Regions from separate parts of the Homo sapiens genome. Here region 1 is linked to region 2. Evidence: chromatin loops called from intact Hi-C (ENCODE). Cell type or tissue: heart left ventricle. All regions are shown on one strand. Each heading gives the region's core, and the rest is flanking DNA. Links, peaks and the distances in the headings are about the cores only. Region 1 overlaps BBIP1 (BBSome interacting protein 1). Region 2 has its middle 92 kb from the start of DUSP5-DT.

What was found. Peaks named below come from ENCODE experiments on the same cell type or tissue, not always from the same donor. Only the 100,000 strongest peaks of a DNase experiment are listed, where the experiment ranks them.
Region 1: a loop joins it to region 2, with 5 times the contacts of the local background. A loop is called at or near these places in 3 of 110 quality-filtered maps.

What each region holds. Positions count from the first base shown.
Region 1 is chr10:110,901,839-110,912,612 of GRCh38, reverse strand. The region is part of intron 2 of BBIP1 (BBSome interacting protein 1); the gene reads left to right. Among named protein-coding and RNA genes, the nearest start is that of MIR4680, 9.1 kb to the right of the region's middle. RefSeq lists an enhancer at 8,858-8,937. In heart left ventricle, for the core only: no CTCF peak of the experiment used is centred there; no DNase peak of the experiment used is centred there.
Region 2 is chr10:110,398,681-110,409,901 of GRCh38, reverse strand. No RefSeq gene overlaps it. Among named protein-coding and RNA genes, the nearest start is that of DUSP5-DT, 92 kb to the left of the region's middle. In heart left ventricle, for the core only: no CTCF peak of the experiment used is centred there; no DNase peak of the experiment used is centred there.

The DNA of each region.
Region 1 (10,774 bases), core at 2,757-10,756, 500 kb before region 2:
CCATATGTATACGTTATGAGTAATCAGGAATGCAGTTTGAATTTTAGTAATTTAGTCTCCTTCTCTGTCTGTCCACTGTGTGACCACAGCTTACATTTTCCAGATGGCTAGATGAAAATAGGTGCAGTCTAAAGCTAATTGCCCTCTTCAGCTGTTTAACCCAAGATCAGTATCTTCTCATGAGTTGTGATATAAGCTGTCATATAATTTGTGATATGATGAAAATAATTTAAAAATGCAAAATTTGTAAGCTTTTAAAGTGTTGTATATTTCTAATTAAGCTTAGGATTTGAAAGTTTCAGTGACATAGTGTTTAAATAATATTTAATGCTATAAACAAAATCTAGAGTCAAAAAGCAGTTTTTCTTCCTAAGAGATTTATTTCAGAATGGCATCAAACATGACAACTGGAATGCTAAATCCTCAAATTAAGAAGACCAAAAAAAAAAAAAAAGAAAAGAAAAGAAAAGCTACATGTTGGTTAGAGCCATATATTGGTCCGACTGTGACACAGTTCCCAAACTATAGAGGAAGAAATGTGCTTTAGTCAATATGCTGCGCTTATTTTTTCGTCTACCTCATTCCTGAGATTTACTGTTTGCCTCATATTTTATTTTCACCCTCCTTTGTAAGGGTTATTAGTGTCTTCAAAATTTCCCATTTCAGTAGAAATTGAAGATTGTATGTTACTTCAGCCTTTGTTGGCTTCTGCACACCATAGTCTACGATTATCTCTCCACCATCTTCTTAAATGTTGATATTCCTTCAGTGAAGCACCGTACTAAACCTGCTTGGGATCTCCCTATCCTACAGATGTAGCATAGAGAAAACTGAAAAGAGACCTTGCCTTTGAGTAAGGCAGACCCGAGTTCAAATCCTGTTTCTTATCGACTATATGATGTTGGACAAGATAACTCTTCTTAAACCTTGTTTTAGTCTGTTAAATTTCATCATATATATATGTGTACCCAATATATAATTTTACCCATGTGCCCGTTCACCTCCCGCTGCAACTGGGAGATGCAGTGGGAGGTGGATGGGCACATGGGTAATTCAATTCCAAAATCACCAGTTATGGTGATAAAAGTTTTTTCAAAATTACTGCAGAAAATTCCTTAAAATATCTACTTAGTTGAAATACATGCATGACTTCGTACTAAACACTGTGTTGCTATTGTTATTCTTAAGCAAACTAAAATTTAAGAGCCACTAGGCTAACTAAAGGAAAGAAGCTAAGGTAAATGTCCTGACATTTAAACAAGTCTGCCTTTAATATAACTCTTAAGAGTATGGGTATTGAGAGAAGAGGTGGAGAATTCTAAAATATTTTTGCTTGCCCATAGGTTTTTCATCATGCATTTTTAGTAATAAGCCTCTATAACTAATACATGTTAATAAGCTTATTTTTTCTGAAAATCTAATTTTATGCCAACATTATAATGGTACACTATGGTAAGAATTGCTGACATTCATTGAGCTCTCATGCAGGGTTTGGTCTAATGGCTTTATATGAATTATATCTTTAATGCACCAGCCATCTCAAGTTGATGCCATTGTAAGCTTTATCTTGCAGTTGAAACGAAGGCTCAGAAAATCAAGTAATTTAAGTGACTAATCTGACTTCAGCTGCTTCTTTCAACCACCACACTAGACCCTTGTCTCTTTTTACCATCACCCCACCACTTACCATTTTGCCATATCTTTCTTGAGTGATTATATCCACCTCCGTAGCTTGTACTACTGTACAGTTGACTCTGGGCCTTCAGTCCTTTTTACCTTCCTCTTGGACTTCCACACTCTGTGAATCTAAACCGAACTCATGGTCTTTACTATTCCTTCTCAACCTTCTCATCTGTGTTTCCGGTATGAATTAATATGGGTATATCCACAATCATGTTAGCTCACTTCAGTCGTCTGTGATCATTTCCTTATCACCCACTGGCAGTGGGGGGTGGGAAGGTGGAGGATGTTTGAATCTCAACTTCTTGTACCCTTAATTACCTCATATCTTCTCCTCTTAGTGTCTGTTATCACTGCTTTAATTCATACTTTCATCATCTTACCTAAACAATTATAGCTTCCTTACTAATCTCCTTTCCTCTAGTGTCTCTTCTCATTTTTCCTTTATTTTGTCTAGAATGTGTTTCCAAAACATGAATCATGTCATGTAACTGCTTAGAACCATCCAGTTAGCTCCCTCCTGACTATAGGATATGAAGTCCAAATTCAGCGTTGCAGACTGAGTGTGAACTGGCCTCCAGCTGGTCAGTCCCACCACAATACCTGGTGCACACTGTATGCACACTGTACACACACTGCACTCTAGCCATGTCCTCCGACAGAACACTTTTTTTTAATGCTTCTTCATTTGAACGTATTTTTCGCTTTGTCTAGAACATCTGCCCCTTGCTATACATCTCCTTCTCTGCCTAGTAAACCCCCATTCAGCTTTCTGGGACTAGCTCCAATGTCATGTTTAATAATTCTTCTTCAGAGACCACCCGTTGTCCCCTATCCTTAGCCAAGTTTTTCATGGTTTTCATTTCTTAAGGCACAGTAGGCATGCTTTTATTAAAGTACATTGTATTCAATTATAATTATTTACATGTGTCTCATTCCCTACCTCACCTCCACCAAAGAAAGAAACTGGTTTTTACCTACTCTGTCTCTCTCACTTAGCTACGGCTGGTACATTATAGACATTTAGTATGTTTGTTGAAAGAAAAAATCTGTTCGTATAGGTACTTTATCATTCCAAATTATTTTTATGTTACATTTGTTAGTTTTCTACTCTGAAAGAGTAATGCTTTTGTTGTCACCTAAAACAACATCATTCTCATGTTTATCACTCTAGTCTTTACTGTCCAGTGCTTATTTCCAAATAGAATACAAGGTACAGCATTAATTTGGCCTATTAACTCACAATTTCTGTCCACTGTAAAGATTTATACTTTCTTGAACAGAGAACTAGGAGCTAGGCTCTTTTCCCAAATATGTAATAGGTGTGCAGGGAAGATCTTAGCGAAGGATTCTGTCTTTTTCTAAGACTTTCACTTGTAGGTCTCCTGCAAGTCCACAACATTTAAGTTCAAAAGATGACATAAGAGCCAACCTTTTCTGGCCGGGCACGGTGGCTCATGCCTGTAATCCCAGCACTTTGGGAGGCCAAGGCGGGTGGATCACGAGGTCAGGAGATCGAGACCATCCTGGCCAACATGATGAAACCCCATCTCTACTAAAAATACAAAAAATTAGCTGGGTGTGGTGGCACATGCCTGTAATCCCAACTCAGGAGGCTGAGGCTGGGGAATCGCTTGAACCCAGGAGGTGGGGGTTGCAGTGAGCCGAGATCGCGCCACTGCACTCCAGCCTGGTGCCAGAGCAAGACTCCGTCTCAAAAAAAAAAAAGGCCAACTTTTTCATAACAAAATTATATAAATCTTAGTCTTTACAGTTTGAAGTTGTTTCTGTGAAGATGCTTGCCTGATTAATGGAAAATCTGTTGAGGGTATCATTGTTTTGCTGGCCTGAGTTAATCACCACCCCATCACAGCTTTTACTTAAATCTTGTCTTTCCCTAGCTTTATGATTTCACAGTGTAGCTAGGTGCTCAGTTGAAGCACCCATTTTTCACCTGCACCTAAACTATTTGAAATAGCCCTGTAATTGTCCTCCTGAATACATTTTAGATCTGTTCAGGTCATTCTCATTCTTAAAATATTTCAGTGGTTCTCCTTATTTCCTTCAAAATCAATTTGATTGCAGTTTGGTTAGGGTTTGTTTCCAGACAGATTGCTCGTAACTCTTTTTTTTTTTTTTTAAGCATTCCTTGCCTCCCCCATAATGCACCATGTGCTTTGTGTTGCCTATCTTCATGCCTCTGCACAAACTGTTGTTACCTGCACCTAAAGTTCCTCCCCCATCATCTGTACCTGACACAATTGCTCCCTATTCTGTGTTCCCATGGCATTTTTACAAATACTTCTAAGTATAGAACTTATATTGCATTATGCTTCTTCGCTTATGTGCCTGTTTCTTCTCCCTCCACCCCCATCCTTCAGGATCCTCAAGCCTAGAGACTATGCCTTAGTAAGTTTGATGCTGAATTAAAATTTCAATATAAGATGACTTGCTATTTGAATACTTCAGTTTTGTTCTTAACCCTTTCTTAGTAATGGATGTTCATGTAATAGAAAGTAGAAATAAGGCCCATAAGTAATCATTAGTTAACATTTTGGCACAAAATATTGTACTTGCGTCACTAGAAACCCCCACATCAGGATATCCTTGTGATAGGAGAAAAAGATGTCATTTTTGCCAAGTCTACAAGTCTTTTGCAAGATTTTATCTTTTCATATTTAAATAATTCCTTTATAAAAATACAGCTTTGTCCAGGATGGTCTAAACTTTTCACTTAACAGAGAAAAAAGTCATTCTTCACTTAATTTTAATAAGTGTTACATTCAGAAGAAATACAGCTTTTACTAATTTCAAAATTAGTTATTTGTAAATACTGGTATTTTCCTTAAATATGCTTAAGATATAGCATCTTACTACATATGCCATATTGAAAGTGACATTGCCCTAGGAATACAAAGTGTGTTCTAGGCAATACTGGTCCCATGATTGCACTTTTAAAGAATTCCAGAATCACATAACTTTAGGAAACAATATATACTCAACTCCCCTGTTTGAAATGTATCACATACTTTAGCATATTAAAGTTTCTAAACAGTCCTGCTATTAAAAAGAAAATTTAACTTTTTTCCTTCCCAGGGCTTCTCAAATTTAATAACTATGGAATCTTATCAGAAAGTCCATTAACATCTCAAAGAACAACGTGGTTATTGTATCAATCACCATCCTTTATACCAGGATTTGCATATCCTTCAAGATGCCTGAAGACAATCGGAGGGGTATACAAGCAAGCGAGGTTAAGAACAATCACTTTTCAGATCCTAAACTTTTATATGTAGTGTCTGCTGATAATGCATTCCCTGAGAAAATGGACCTGTGGATAAACCATCATGCTTCATCTCATTTCCTGTCTCCTCTTTCACCATTTTTCTTTCTTTTCTTTTCTTTTTTTTTTTTTTTCTTGAGACAAGCTCTTACTCTGTCACCTAAGCTAGAATGCAGTGGCGTGATCATATCTCACTGCAACCTAAAACTCAGGCTCAAGCAGTACCCTCACCTCAGCCTCCCGAGTAGCTGAGACTAACAGGCACACTCCATCATGCCCGAATAATTTTTGTTAATTTTTTGTAGAGATGAGGTCTTGCTTTGTTGTCTAGGCTGGTCTTGAACTGGGCTCAAGCGATCCTCCCACTTTGGCCTTCCAAAGTGCTGGGATTCCAGATGCGAGCCACCGCACCAGTCCCCCAATTATTTTTCTAAGGATGTATGAAGGAAAGGCATCTCTCTAGCCTGGTAGAATCTTACTATGACAAAAATGCTCCAGAAAATAAACATCTCTTAGGAGCTACACACAGAGACAAGGAAACACTGGTAACTCAAGAAAGACTAAGGGCTTCGCTAATTATTAAGTAAGTAGTGCTTCTGCAAGTCAAGAGACTGTTCTCAGCTTTCAACAATACTGAAGGAATACCTAATTGAGTAGTCTGCTGGTCATTTAAAATTATTTCTTGATGATAGGTCACTACGTGATTGTTAGCATATAACGTAAGTTCAAAGATTGAAAAAAATTTTCCCATTTTCATCTCAGTGTTTACATCTACAAAAATGAAGAATAGGGCTGGGCACAGTGGCTCACGCCTGTAATCCCAGCACTTTGGGAGGCCAACGGGGGCGGATCACTTGAGGTCAGAAGTTCGAGACCAGCCTGGCCAACATGGTGAAACCCTGTCTCTACTGAAAATACAAAAATTAGCCGGGCATGGTGGCATGCGCCTGTAATCCCAGCTACTCGGGAGTCTCAGGCAGGAGAATTGCTTGAATCCAGGTGGCGGAGGTTGCAGTGAGCCGAGATCGTGCCACTGCACCCCAGCCTGGGCAACAGAGCAAGACTCCATCTCAAAAAAAAGGAAGAAGAATAGAATTGTAGCAATAAGTAAATTTCAGCCATGTATATACGTGAACTAATTGAGAAAATAAAGCTGTCTTCTTATTAACAGATATATGGCCAATAACTTTTATGTTCAACAATTGCTTTATCAATGTGTAATTCATTTTGACCAATTTTGTGCCAGTTGTAATAACTGAATCCAAAATATTTTAAAGTTTAAATTTATAAACATTTTTGTAGCAAAGAAGTATGATAGGATGATCATTAAAATACCAGGCATGAGGCCAGGCACGGTGGCTCACCTCTGTAATCCCAGCACTTTGGGAGGCCGAGGTGGGCGGATCACGAGGTCAGGAGATCAAGACCATCCTGGCTAACACAGTGAAACCCCATCCCTACTAGAAATACACAAAACAAATTAGCCGGGCTTGGTGGCGGGCGCCTGTAGTCCCAGCTACTCGGGAGGCTGAGGCAGGAGAATGGCATGAACCCGGGAGGCGGAGCTTGCAGTGAGCCAAGATCGCGCCACTGCTCTCCAGCCTGGGCGACAGAGCAAGACTCCGTCTCAAAAAAAAAAAAAAAGGCATGAAAATACGTTACACTAGAATAAAGTGGGTTGGAAATAGAGGTCCAGGAAGAAAAAAAGATGATATAAAACTTCTAACTTAAAAATGATCTTCTTTTTATTAATGGATGATGGTAGCTATCAAATTGCTGTTATGTTTAGATTATATTGGATATGTTTTTAAAAGACTGAGGTAACAGTTATTTTTAAATATGCTGGAAATTATATCCTTTATAATTTAAATTTATGATAAGAAATTTAAACATCAGTGTATGAAGTGATACCTAGTTTTCCAAAATCTCTTTGGGAGTATGCAAGTAGAAAATTTGAGGACCACTAATAATACATTCTCCAAGTTCAGAAGGACACTTCAGTGATCTAGTCTGGTCTCACACCCATTATTTAATTTGGTTATCCAACTAAATCACACCAGGGATTTTTTTTTTTGGAGGGGTGGGGGGAGGACGGAGTCTCGGTCTGTCGCCCAGGCTGGAGTGCAGTGGCACGATCTCGGCTCACTGCAAGCTCCGCCTCCCAGGTTCACGCCATTCTCCTGCCTCAGCCTCCGGAGTAGCTGGGACTACAGGCGCCCACCACTACGCCCTGCTAATTTTTTGTATTTTTAATACAGACGGGGTTTCACCATGTTAGCCAGGATGATCTCGATCTCCTGACTTTGTGATCCGTCCGCCTGGCCTCCCAAAGTGCTGGGATTACAGGTGTGAGCCACCGCGCCCAGCCCCCACACCAGGGATTTTTAACTTGCCAAATGTATGTGATTGATTTGAAGGCAATAATCCATCCTAGACCTGCGTTTTAACTCTCACTCCTAAAACAGAGTAAAATATTTCATGACAAAGATTTGGTTTTCCTTCAAGTTTTTCAGCATTAATTTTAGACATCCAGCTCAAATAGCTACAACAGGTTTGCGTACCTTGTCATGATTTTGGAATGCACTGTTCATCAAAACTATTATCTCTGGGAGAAATTACAAACTTTAGAATCTGTGTAAGAAAAGGAAACAGCAGATTCTTCTCCATTTACCTAAACCAAGGCCTTCAAAAAATGATGAATTGACACTGTATTCTGTGAGCATTATAAGTTTGGTTCTATTAATGTAAGAATAATTTCATTTTCTGTAATTTAATGTTTTCTCTTAAGGTATGCCTTGACAATCTGCATCATTTTTTAATTTGGCATAGTATTCCGTTCTATGGATGTTCCATGATTTATTTAACCTTTGATCTGCTGGTGAACATTTAGTCAGCTTCATCTATTGCTGAACATTTTGCTATTCAACACAATGCTTTAATGAACACTCTTATTTTTACACATTTGTGTTCTTTAGAACCAATTACTATGAGTCAAAATTGTGCATATTTAGTTTTAGTAGATACAGTACTGCAAAATATTCCTCTAAAAAAGCTTAACAACAGTGCTAATTTCCCTATACCGTCCCTACCTGTGGATACTATCAGACTTTTAACTTTTTTGCAGTTTAAAAAGACATTACACATGCACTCATACACACAAAAGCAGTCTTTGCTTAAATGTCACCTTCTTAATGAGGTCATCATGATTTTCTTCTTAAAACTGAAATACCACCCCCCTCAGCATTCCTTAATCCCCTTTACGTTATTTTCTATAGTTCTTACCACCTTCTGGCATGCTGTTGTTTCTCTCCTTATTCTAGACTGTAGGCTCCAAAAAGGCAAAAGTTTGGGTTTTTGTCCTGTTAATTATGAACAATGCTTGGCAGATGATAAAAAAACTCACATATTTATTGAATTAAATGGCCATGGCAATTGTAGAATACACATGAATTTCAGCCATAGCTGTTATGTTTCTCCCTTGGCCCATCTGTCCCTGGTTTAAATACATCTCACCTGACAAGAAAGTTCTCTTAAAAGTAGCCACAACTGCTTACAGTGCATTACTCTAAGCAAATCACCCATGTCTGGCTATTAGCAGGCCGTGTGGGAGAAGGAAATACTGTCTGTATACCAACGTGATCAGCAGTAGGCTGCATATACAACAGTGGTTCTATAAGATTATAATGAAGCTGAAAAATTCCTATTGCTTAATGATGTCATACCCCGTTGTAATGCTCATGATATTGTGGCAGAACACTTTACTTTGTCTATGTTAAGATACACAAATACCATTGTGTTACAGTTGTCTACTGTATTCAGTACAGTAACATGTACAAGTTTATAGCCTAGGCCCAGTACACTCTACCATATAGCCTAGGTTTATATTAGGCTATACCATCTAGGTTTGTGTAAGAGGCTATACCATCTAGGTTTGTGTTAGTACACTCTTAGGATGTTTGCACCATGACAGAACCACCTAATGATGCATTTCTCAGAACATATCCCATCATTAAGAAACACATGACTGTACTCCTTCCTACTCTGGACTCCCAGGGCAGCTGATTATCAACAAAGTGTAGCCCAGCCAGTGCTGGCCATCCAACCTTGCTTATTTTAGCCCTTCCCTTCCTGTTTCTTTCTTGCCAATGCCTAAGGGGGCCTAGAAACAAGAACCAACCCTATTAAAACAGACATTCTATCCAGGCAAGTGACTGGCACTAATCTCCCCCACACTAGGTGCAGCCCACTCCCTACCATCCCTTTGGCTCCACACCCTTTACAGTAACAATGGCAGCTTAGTCAAACAGAGAACTGAGGTTTGGTAGAGCACCAAGTTTCATTGTTTTTGTCAGGCCAGATTTTGGATGTGAAAGAGTTATCAGACTAAGAGAAAACAAAGGATAGTGACAGTTCAGAGTAGCTGGAGTTGCTTACACTATATAACAGCTAAGAGTTGTTTATCTACCACTTTAGCATTTTGGTGATACATATAAAAATCCTTAGCTCCTATGTATTTCCTTCACATTTATCAACATCTATAATGTCCTCCCTTTCAGTGGCGTATCATGTCAGGTTTGCTTCAAATAAAGAAATGTGATCATAATGAATATTTTCACTGTGATGTATTTAATGGAGAGGCTAGGTGGTGGTTTTGATAGTTCAATTCAAGGCTAATCAGGGGGTCTGCAATGCTAGTAACCTTCATCCTAACCTGGAAAAAAAAAAAAAGGCAGTGATCACTAGGTACCACTGGCAGGCCTAAAAAGAAAAGAATATGGTAGGAGAAGCTGTGCAGTCTAAGGAAATTGTGTATTGTATTTATTTCACATTCCATTTAGTGATGAGTTGCTTTATTCCTGGTCCATTACTTATTTCATCATCTCTCCCTGCTAGAGCAGTATAGGGGTGAAGTTTGATGACAAAGTTCTGGAAAGCAGATAGAGGTTTTCAGGAACTTAGACGTTCCAGAGTAAGAATCTGAGCAAGAGAGAGGAAGAGACTTGAATACAGAGTAGGAAGCTTTTATTAGGAATGTCAAAGTAGTGGAGCGGGAATAACAAAAACCAGAAGAAGCTTCACTTGATTATAATTAATTTGCAGTGGTTGGTAAAGGCAGGCACCAAGCCAGATTCACCACTTTATAAATAATAAATCTGTGGGGGTGATGTTGTGAAAGATGCATGGTAAGGTTGCATCAGCAAGGTGAATCACTGAGTGGGTGGGACCGTCTAGAAAAGCATCTGTGTTTGGAAAGGGATCATTCTACAGCTTAGTCCAGAACACCTTGAACACACAGCATAGCAGAATCTTGACTGTAATACTTGGAGCAAATGTCACTGGCAAAAATGGCATATATGCTGGGATGTTCATAACAAATAGTTAAATATTGTTGGTCCTTTCGCATATAGAATCTCGGTATTAGAGGAAAATAGTAAACTGAAACTCTATTTCTGTTCTGCAAGAGCCAATTTCACCTATTGTATTACTTCGTTACCAATTGCAGCTGTGTAGTCAGTCATCCATAGGATTCTTTTTGTTAGACACAAAGTAGAAACCAGCTGTTGGCCGTTGAGACAAGTAGGAATCTTAGGAAATGTTAGCCTGCCAGTTCCTACTTTTCCTAACTACCTGCCTCACCACCCCCATCAAATGGTGGTCATGTTTTTTGTCACCCACCATTCAGGGGAGATGCTATCAACGAACCACGCTGGCTACACACAAATACCTTTTCCTCAGATGATATTAATCATCTTTGCCTTAAAAACTGAAGCTCTACCAAGTTTTCACTATGAGAGAAAAAAAATTACAACA
Region 2 (11,221 bases), core at 1,584-9,583:
TGCTTAATGCAAAAACGGAATTTACTGACTTTAGAATGGAAGTCCAAGGGGTGTGGCTGGTTTCAGACAAGACTTAATCAGGGGCTCTAAACAATGTCACCAAAACTTCATGTTCTCTGTTATCTTTCGGCTCAGCTCTTCTCCAGGTGACAGCTCGATCACTGGCTGGTTCCACCCCATGGGGGCAAGATGACTGCAGAAGCTCCAGGCCTCACACCCTCTCACCAGGGCAAAGAACTAGTTCAAAAGTTCTGGAACTGAGTTTCATTGGCTCTGATTTGCCTGCCTTCGGTCATGTACCCATCCCTTAACCAATAACTGTGGCAGGGGGGTAGAGGGTACTGATTGCAGGATCATAATCTCCACTCCCAGATCTGAGTGTCTGGGAAGGGGATGTGTATAGGGAGCCTGGTCATGGTGCTGATGGGGGCAGTTTCACCGGAATCATATAAACTGAGCTGAGGCTTTTATTGCAAGTGAGTGAATGGGGACAGGCTAGCAGGAAACACTGGCCCCTTACTCCCTTTAGAGAGGAGGCTGCAGGGAAAAGCTGAAAAGGCTTCTTTGGAGCCCAGCTTACAAATTGGGACACACAGTAGGGAGAGGAGCTTTCTGCCTCTTTCAATTCAGAGCACAAAACCGTTTTGCCTCGGTAGGCACTGAGGACTGCCATACTGGCCAGCACCAGGGGTCACACCTTAAATAGAGAAACAGGGGCCTCATGGAGCAGCCCAGGCAGGGAGTAAGGCAAGGTCCTGCCGCAGTTGCCCAGTGCACAGCCGACAGCAACAAAGAGGTCAAGTGGAAGACACATTAGCAGGCTGGCTGCGGGCACTTACAAGACACCCGAGGGACTTCCAGAGATGACTTGGGCAGACTCGGGAGCGAGTCCAGTGAGGTCCCATATCAGAGAGGAAAGCAGCATCCCTGCACCCTGTGTGGGAACATTAGTAGCCTGTGATGGAAAGAGCTTCAGAATGGGGACCAAAAAGGCAGATTCCAGTTGCCAGGCCACTTGTTAGCCATATGACTTTGGGCAAGTCATTCTCCCTTTTCTGGCCTCACTTTATTCCTCTGTGAAATGGGGGTGATACACCCACCTCTGGTTGATGGGGGAATCTGGTGAGATGGGTAGATGAAAGCAGTGGGGGAAAAGCTAATGCGCCGCCCTCGGGGCAGGGCCTGCAACACTTCCTATCCTGGTCACCGGAAGCCCTAAGGCCTAGACCCAAGGGCCATATATTCGTGCCCCAGAGGCATTCACAGCAAAGGGAAAAGCATCCAGAGGAACGAGCCCCACAGGCACCCTGTGGAAGCTGCTCCTCGTGGAGGCCCTGGGGGTGAGGCACTCAGCCAGGGATGTGGGCAGCTCCTCGGGGCACTCTCCTGCCCTTCCACTGAGTCAGAGGAAGGGACCCAGGCTGGGCATGAGCCTTGCAGGTTCTACTAGTTACTGAGGAGGGGAAGGGGGAGGGCTAAAGGCAGAAGGAAAAACACACAAACAACAGACACACCCACCCTCTCCACAAACAACCCCCTCCTAGAGGCCCAGGGCACAGATGCAAATCAAGGCCTGGGAAAGTGAAGTCACCACCTCCGCACTAGGGAAGAGCTCCCCAGGCCTCATCCACACTTCCTCCCCTAGCCTCTCCCTACCGCCCACATAGCAGGGCCCTTGGGCAGGGATTGCTTGTTTTCCAGAATGGTCTTGGTTGCAGGGACCCAGGCCTCCTCCAGCCCCTCTGGGTAGCTTAGACTCTCTACTCCCCAAATTTGGGTTTCCTCTGCTTCCTTCCCAGGGAGGTGTCTGTACTCTCACCCCTGCTACCCGAGTCAGTGTCCTGGAGAGCTGGCTGGTGGAAATGTCTTCTCTGTACCATGCTTGGCCTTTCAGGTCCACCTATTCATCATCTGGTAGTGACTAGAAACATTCCTTTCCGTATTTGCCCCAGGCCAGGCAGCTTGCCTGGACTTACAGGAGAGGGGCCATTCTGCTCAGCCTGCACTGGAGGCCAGCAGAGATCTCAGCTCCAGCCCACAGGGAACAGTCGTTACGGTGGAGAAAATATGAGTTTGAATCGTTAGTTTCTGTGCTTCTTAGCTATGTGACTTTAGATAAGTTACTTCACTTCTCTAAGCCTCAATTCTCTTATCTGGATATTTTTTCCCTTTTCTGAATTCCTGCATCACTGCTCTCCTGGTAGGCATCTCTGCTAGGCAGCAATGACAATACCCTACAGGTTGCTATGAGGGCAGGGATGAGAGGGACAAAGCTCGTGGCAGGGCTTGGTAGATGAACCTCCCCAGCTTTCCACACCTTACCACATGTTATTTTCCTATTCCATTCTCTTCTCCTATGAAATGACTGGTTTGTTTGCTCAGCAGTCATGTGTTGAGAGTCAGGCACCATCACACACTGGCATGTATTATCTTCATCCCACATCCCTGTGAGGCTTAAAGCGTAAAGCCCATTTCAAGAGTATCCTGTGGCTCAGAGGAAGGGTAAGAGTTAGGAGGCTACCAGGGTGTAGAGTCAGCATTCGATGCCTGGGCTTCAAATTCCAGCAGGAGCCCAGCTCCACAGGTTTCCATGGACTGTTTCTCTGCCTGGAATGTCCTCCCATCTCTCCCCCTAATTATCGTCAGTCATTCAGAGTCTCATTCCTTCCATCTCCTCCAGGACACCTTCTAAATCAGTGAGGACACTTTTGATTGCAAGTGACAGAAACCTCCCTCCCAAAGAGGCTTAAGAAAAAAATGGGAATTTGGGGCTCAAGGAAACCAAAAACCCAGGTGATCTTATTTAGTTACAGTTGGATTCAGAGCTCAAACAACATCATCAGTATTTTCTTTCTCTCCAAATCTTCGTCTACCCGTTTTTATGAAGGCGGAGGTTTCAGGCTCTACAGAGTAGCAAAAGGCACAGCAGTTCTGGCACTCACGTCCTTACAATTTTTTGGTATAGCGGAAGGAGTGAGTCTTATTTCTCCAGAGCTCCTCAAACTTTGTCTTGGAATTGAGATGTATTGTCATTCTCTGGTCTAACTTGGGTCAGATTCCCATTCCCAAACCAATCAATGTGTCCAGGGGATGGAGTTAGTGGATTAACTTAGACCTAAATCTCCTTCACCTCTCTGGAGCTCCTGGTGGAGCTGGCTTTACCAATTGAGGTATGCTTACTAGACATAGGTGAATGGAAGCTGACCACAAAGCAAGATGTCCACAAGCCCCTGTTGAAATTTTTTCCCTTTTCTGAATTCCTGGTAGGCATCTCTGCTAGGCAGCAAACTCTTTGAGGGCAAAGACCCTGTACATGACCCTGAGCCCTTAATAGAGCACCTGGAAAATGGGCACCAAACATGTGCTTTTCAATGGACCTAAGTATTTATTCAGAACTCAATGCACCTAGCTCTGAGCTAGTGGCATCAGTTAAGATTCAACTGAGAAGAGAAACACTCTTGCTATTCTAAACAGGAGAGGGCTTGTGACAGGGTGTTGAATGGCTTGCAGAATCACTGGGAGAGCTGAAGAAACAGACTCGAGGTTGAGCTTTCAGAAGTGACTGCCTTAGGCACACTGCAGAACTGGGCCACGAAGAGGGCTGGTAAGGGGACTGTGGTGAGGAGCCAGTGTCATGTGTTGGCCATGGGGTTGGAGAGAAGTGCACAGATTGAGGAGGTAAAGTCAAGTGGCTTTGAGGGTGGATCGAGGCAGCAGAGTCTGTGGGTTAAGAGCCTGACTCTACCACTAACTTGCAAGGTGGGTAATATCTCTGGGATTCAATTTCCTTGTCTGTAAAATGGTGATAATAACTCCAATTACATCATAGGGTTATAAATTATGTTTCTAGCTTTCTGGAGACCAGATGCTACTCCTGGGCTAGGAAATGCAGGAGGAATGGGTGGGGTTTGTGTGGAAGAGGGTCCATTCCATTTGGGTTTCTTGACTTAATGGATCCTGGAAGGAATCTAACTGGGCGGCTCAGCAGACTATTGAATGTTAGGTCCCAGGCTCCAGAGAAAAATCTGTGCTGGAGTTTTCCATTTTATTGTGATTAATTCTGATTTACTCTTTTTAATTTGGGTGATGTAGCTCACAGCCTTCACATGGGACTTACAGGGAGGCTAGCGTTCAGTCCCCTTCATCCTAAGTATTTCTACTTTACCAAGTGGCAGCCTCTCTCCAGGAGCCAGGAGCTTCTACTTATCAGCCCTTTCGGTTATCAGATGCCGTGCTGAGCATGTACCTGGATTATCTCCTTTGGCCCCCAGGACACTCTAAGACAGCTACTATTACAGAAATGAGGAGAAATGAGGGAAGCATCAGGAAGTTGAGCAAGTTGCCCAGGGCCACAGAGTCAACAGCAGAGAGCAGCTCTGACCTCCAAGCCCGTGCTTACAGCTCATGTTGTAGCGCAGAACTTTCAGTGATAACAGAAACGTTCTATCTGCACTGTTCAGTGTGGCCACCACCAGACACAAGTGAACTAAGGAATGGAATTTGAAATTTTCTTCAACTTTAATTAATTTAAATTTAATAGCCACATATAGCTAGTGGCAACCATATTGAATAGCATTGACCTAGTCCTTCCGGAAGGCCAAAGAAAAACCCAAAACTTGCCCTCCGACCTTGTTGCAGTATCTTCTCATTTGAAACAGTTCACAGTAAGGGCTAGGGCTCATCTTGAGTGAAACACGGTCTCCCCACAGGCTCCTGAGCTCCTCACTAAGAGACGTTCTAGCCCTTGAGGGTTAACTAGATATTTCCTGCTTCCCACAGTGTTCGAAGGTACCAGATGGGGAAGTTGGATGGGTTGGGAGGTGTGAAGGCCTCCTGGTGGCTTCCGAGATGGAAAAAGGAAATGCCCTTCTGCGGCATCCTGGAATACCAGGCTCCAGCCTGGCATCTAAAGCAATGGCACTGTTGCCTGGGAGACGAGGAGCACTAAAGACCTCCCAGCGGGTGGCCAGCCTGCAGCAGGGACCACTCTTGGAGGACAGCAGCAGAAGCAAAGGGAGGAATGGAATGGGGCATCAGGGGCAGAAGACCCGGAGGTACTGGGGGTGGAAGGGGCCAGGATGGGGCCTGGTGCAGATGGGAAGACAGAGGGGGAGGGAAGAGAAGGCCTTGGCTCTCAGCAGCAGGGTGAGGGGAAAGCAGGAACTGTACAAACAGCAGAGTGGAGACTCAAGCAGGTTTGGGCAGAAGCAGTGCCTATGGATCCTTACCAATTTAGAAGTAAAAACTCTTAGTGTAAACCAACTGCTCTTGTGATGCAATTGTCAGCAACAGCTGAGTAAGTAATTAGAGGCCTGGGAAGAGGCTTGCTGCCATATAACCTCGGCACCCGCCTCCCTACTGTCACCTCTGTGGCTGCGCCAGTGCCATACTTACTCTTCTTCCCCCAGCAGGACTATGTTCTAATTATATCTAGCCAGGCTCACCAAGAGTGTTTCCCATGGAATTTCATTTCCGGGCCTGTTGAATGCCAAATTAACTTTTAATCATCCTGGAGGTATTGAGTTTAATTAACCAGATTGAAAGTGACAAGCAGAACAGGATTTAGAAGGTAACTTTTTGGGGTGCTTCTTGGGAATGCAGAACAATTTATTTCCAGGAAGTTGGGCGGTTGAGGGGCATGTCTGTGCTCTCCAGCCACAGTGTCTGCATATTTGAGAGCCCACTATGTGCCTAGCTCTGCAGTAGACAGGGTCAGGGCAGAAGGGTAGAAAATGTGGCCTCTGGAGAAGCCCAAGCTTGAGATGGAGAGAACCTCACCAGGCACGAAAAACAGGAGTAGGGAATAATACAAGACCCTCTGTCTTCAAGTCCTAAGTGGTGCCATGAAGCCTGGTCAGCAATTCACTTAAACCAGTGCTTTTTTTTTTTTTTGTTTCACTACACCACCACATCTGTCTACATTTAAAGCTAATAGCTACTCTTTATTGCACGTTTTTTTATGTGATAGCCAGGTGTAGATACAGTCACCCTCACAGCCTTTCCGCCTTCCTGACTGGGCTTGGGTAATCTTCCCTCTGCCATAGGGCCAGGAGCCTGACTACCTGGTCAATTTGGCACATCCCATTTCCTTTGCCAGAGACTGGCGTAGGTGTGGGCATGGGATGCCATCCTGGCCAAAGTGTTCTTAGAAATAGTCAGCTGAGAGGCCGGGTGCAGTGGCTCATGCCTGAAATCCCAGCGCTTTGGGAGGCTGAGGCGGGCGGATCACCTGGGGTCAGGAGATAGAGACCATCCTGGTTAACACGGTGAAACCCCATCTCTAGTAAAAATACAAAAAATTAGCCGGGCCTGGTGGTGGGTGCCTGTAGTCCCAGCTGCTCGGGAGGCTGAGGCAGGAGAATGGCATGAACCTGGGAGGCGGAGCTTGCAGTGAGCCGAGATTGCACCACTGAACTCCAGGCTGGGCGACAGAGTGAGACTCTGTCTCAAAAAAAAAGAAAGAAAGAGTCAGCTGAGTTGGGGGTAGCGTTCTGGGAAAGGTTCTCAAAATGAGGCACACAAGAGATATCCCCTTTTTCTACCAGAAGTTGTCGTGTCTTGGTGTGAGGGCTTGTGGCCTGGGACTGTGGCAGCCATTCTTTCACCATGAGGGGATCCACCTGAGAATGCAGCTTACATTCTGAAGATGGCAGAGTAGGAAGAACCTGGAAGCTGTTGAGCTGTGAATTATCCAACCCTGGAGCACCCTGCCTGAAGCCCTTTTCTTAGGTGAGATAATACATTCTGGCTGGGTGCGGTGGCTCATGCCTGTAATCCCAGCACTTTGAGAGGCCAAGGTGGGAGAATTGTTTGAGCCTCAGGAGTTTGAGACCAGCCTGGGAAACATAGTGAGACCCATCTATACAGTTGTTGTTTTTTTTTAATCTTAAAAATTAGCCAGGCGTGGTGGCACATACCTGTGGTCCTAGCTACTTGGGAGGTTGAGGTGGAAAGTATCACTTGAGCCTGGGAGGTAGAGGCTGCAGTGAGCTGAGATCGTGCCACTGCACTCCAGCCTGGGCAACAGAGCAAGGCTCTGTATCAAAAAACACAAAACAAAAAAGCACAACACATTCTGTGTGTTTGCAGCTATTTAGGGTAAAGTTTCCATGAAGCTGTAGCAACCAAGGGCATCTTCACTGGGAGCCAGACACTGTGCTAAGTACTTCACGTCGATTATCTTATTTCTGTGCTACAGCAACAAAGACAAATTCAGCCTTGGTTCCTGCTCTCACAAGATGGAGTCCTGAGGTACAGAATATGAGATAGCAGGTGTGGTGAGCTGAGGAACAATCCTGACCAGGAGGGTTCAGGGAAGGCTTGTTAGAGGAGGTGGTGTTTGAACTGAATCTTAAAGGAAAAGGAAAAGTTGGGTGCACAGCGAAGGTGGTGGAGAGGATACTTCAGGCATGGGACCCACGTGAACAAATGCACAGCAGCTCATGGTAGCTTGGGGCCTTGAGAATCTTAACGGGAGGGAGTGACACCGGGGTGTGCCTGGGCCAGGCAGGGTGAGGCAGGCGAGGTACCTAGGGCACTTGCGCCGGCCTGAGAATCAGTACCTCCTTACGTTTTGTGCCTAAGCATTTCAACTGGTCCTGGAGAAGGGACTCTATCTAGAGTCAGTCGGCCTTGGATGAAATCCTGGATCTCTCATTGATGGTGTAAACTCTTGGCCTCAGTTTCCACCCTTGAGAAATGGGTCTAAGACCCCTACCTCACAGGATTATTGGAGGATCACATGAGTCAGAGAATGTAAAATTCCTAGAGGAGTACCCGGCTCGTGCTTGGTGGAAACTGAATTAATTTTTTAAAAATAAATCCTATGGTAAGAGCTTAAAACCAAGATTTTTTTAAATGGCTAAAAGAATGACATCTCTGAGTTTTCCTATGCCTCATGCTGGCGTGCTCCCTCACTATTTGATTCTTTCCCAGATCTCCCTCATGCTGGGGTGGGCAGGAAGCGAAGAACACAGGAAGGAGGGAGTCAGAGGCTGATGGCAGTTCCTGCTTCTCCAGTTTTAAGACCAAGACCCAGTTTCAGGCCTATCAATGTCAAGGGGAAAGGTAAATCCTGCTCCATCCAGGGCCAGAGGTAAACCCCCACCCCTTGCTCCACACCTCAGGGGTGTGCACCATGGGGAGGGAGGGAGGCAGGACCTCCAGCCCCTCTCAGCTTCCTGAGAAGTCTTTGCCACCTGGGGACCCCTCCCTGCATCCCCCTCCTATGATCTCCCATCTGGGGCCTTGGTGAGAAGAGGCTGTTGGAATGCCTCAGGAGACATGGCATGTGTCCCAGCCAGAGCCATCTTGATAGCAAAGCTGACACCACAATCCCGATGCCTAATTGCATGCCTTCTCCCTCTCACCTTCCCAGCACAGGGAGGTTGCTGAGAAGAGAACATGAACACAGAGGCTAAGAGTGAATGGGTCTTTTCTTTTTTTCTTTTTCTTTTTTTGGTTTCAGTTTTGTTTTGAGATGGGGGTCTTGCTTTGTTGCCCAGGCTGGTGTTGAACTCCTGGTCTCGAGCGATCCTCCTGCCTCAGACGCCTGAGTAGCTGGGATACAAGCGTGCACCCCCATGACAGGCTGAGTGGATGCTTTGGATTCAAACTCTGCTGTTGACGAATACTGTTAGTTGCCTGTGTCATACATCTCCCACAGCCCCCCTTATGCTACACCTTCTGCCACATACACACCCTTCCTTACAGTGACAGCGAACCCAGCTCCAGGCAATGGACTATGACTGGTCTAAGCCAAGGGTCAGCAAACTACGGCCTGAGTGCCAAATCTGAATGCCCCCTGTTCTTACATGGTACATGAGCTAAAATGGTTTTTAACACGTTTCAAATGGTTGAAAACATAAAAATAATATTTTGTGACACATGAAAATTATATGATATTGAAGATTTTTAAAATTTCAATGTATAATTTTTATTTTTTTATAGAGACAGGGTATTGCTATGTTGCCTAGGTTAGTCTCAAACTCCTGGCCTCAAGTGATCCTCCTGCCTCGGCCTCCCAAACTGCTGGGATTACAGGTGCGAGCCACTGCACCCAGCTGAAATTCAAGTTTAAGTGTTCATAAATAAAGTTTTATTTAAATACAACCACATACGTTTGTTTATATATTATCTATGACTGTTTTTGCGTGACAAAGGCAGAGTTGAGTAGTTGCAACAGAGACTGTATGACCCACAAAACCTAAAATGTTTCCTGTCTACAACTTTCCAGAAAAAGTTTGCAACCTTTGGTCTAAGCAATCATGATAATCCTGCTCCTTTTTTCCCAGGCTTCCTTGCAATGAGGAGTAGGCACATGGTCCAGTTCTGTCCAAAGAAAACTAAGCAGAGGTTTCTGGGGGAGACCTGCATAAAAGCATTATTTTTCTGAAAGAAGGAGACAGCATGGCTGGGCCCCATCCTCCCTACCTCCTGCCTGAAGTGTGGGTATACTCTCTGGAGCCCAGCCAGGTATCTTCTTTCAGAGCCCATCTCCTGCCAAAATATGGAAAAACAGAGGGTCAAGAGTTCAGTCTGGAGGGCTGGGCAGGCTGGCTGGGGTCCAAGAGAGGGGAACGGTCCACCCTGGGCACCTGTCCAGAGGATGGGCTGCTTCTCACCTAGACCAAAGGAACCACTTGTCACCTGGAGTGGATTGAAGAAGGGTTGTCCCCTCCCAAGAACTTATTCGATGACTCCTGTCTGCTGGCCCCAACATTGACATCTGGAGGGCTGGAAGATGGACTGTCTCTGCTATGGAATCCTGGTGGCCAGCATTTTCCCCACGTCTTCTGGGTTTCCCTTTGTACCCAGCTCCTCCTATTGTAACTGAAAGATAGTAGATAATCAAAATAATCTTGGATGGTTGGGTGGATAGGTAAGGGCTGAATGAATGAATGAATGGAAAATACAGCTATTAAGAGGCTATCTTTCACACATGTGAGCTGACGGCAACCCTGTGAGGTCACAGGCTAGGTGTTACTATGCCCATTTAACAGAGAAGGAAACCGAGGTTCTGTAAAGCTAATTGACTTTCCCAAGGTCACAAGACTTGGAAGAGGTGAAGCTATGGCCCAAACCAACACTGCTTCAAGACCTGGGCACAGGCCCCTCCTGCCTCACCTCCCTGGACATCACCTCCAGTCCATACTAGACCCAATATATAGGCAAAGAACCTGCCGTCATCTCAGCAAATCATGAAAGGAACTTTCATGATTTGATGTGCAACCTTTGCAAATCAAATGATACGGGTCTGGGAAGCTGCCAGGAACAGCCTCTCATCCACATCCCCCAGTTCTGCTCTTGGGACTGCCAAGAACACGTCACTTCCTTAACAGTACATATTTGTAGAATGAATGAGTTCTCAGTACATATTTGTAGAATGCATGAGTTGCCCTGCATCGGTACAAATTCCTCAACAAAAGTCATAGGCTACAAAATCCCGGAAATGCAGGTACGATTGACATCACGTTTCCTAGCTTTGCAATAGAATGCAATGTGCATTCTGGTGGCCAAATGAGCCTCCTGCTGTGCTACACAAGCCCATGATATTCATCACCACCATCATGAAGGATCAGTTATCAGGCACACTTGCTGTGTGCCACTCACTATTCCAAGCATGCTATGTGAATGTTCTCATTTAAACTTCACAACCAACCCAGTGGTCTGGGTAATACTGCTATCCTCATTTTATGGTTGAGGAATTTAAGGTTCAGAGAGGTTAAGTAACTTGATCAAAGCCACACAGTCAGAGGTATCAGAGTCAGGTATAAACCCAAGTTTTTGTTTTGTTTTTTGTTTTGTTTTGTTTTTTACCTCCAATAAGAGAGGAGGTGGCAGGGAAGTCTTGTGTGGGATGGCTCTTGGGGGACAAATGCCCCCTCTGTAATCTGTATGGAGGGTGGTCCAGTCCGAGAGCTGACAGGAGAAGAGAGAGCTGCTGCTCAGGGAGGCAGAAGTGGGCGGGGACCTCTTGTTTGGGCAAGCCTTTCCTTGTCCCGTGCCAGGCTCAGCCCTAGCAGGCTCACCCAGTGGACATGACTGTTTGTGTGTGTTGGGGGGTGGGGTAAGGGCAGTGGATTAGGAGGGGTGGGGCTGGGCTAGCTGGGTTGTGATTCCCATGGAGACGCTGGTGATTCATTGCCCCTTCCAGCGAGTGGGGCCTCTATCAGGATGTGACTTGTAGTAAACAAGTCACAAGATGCCATCCAGGCAAGAG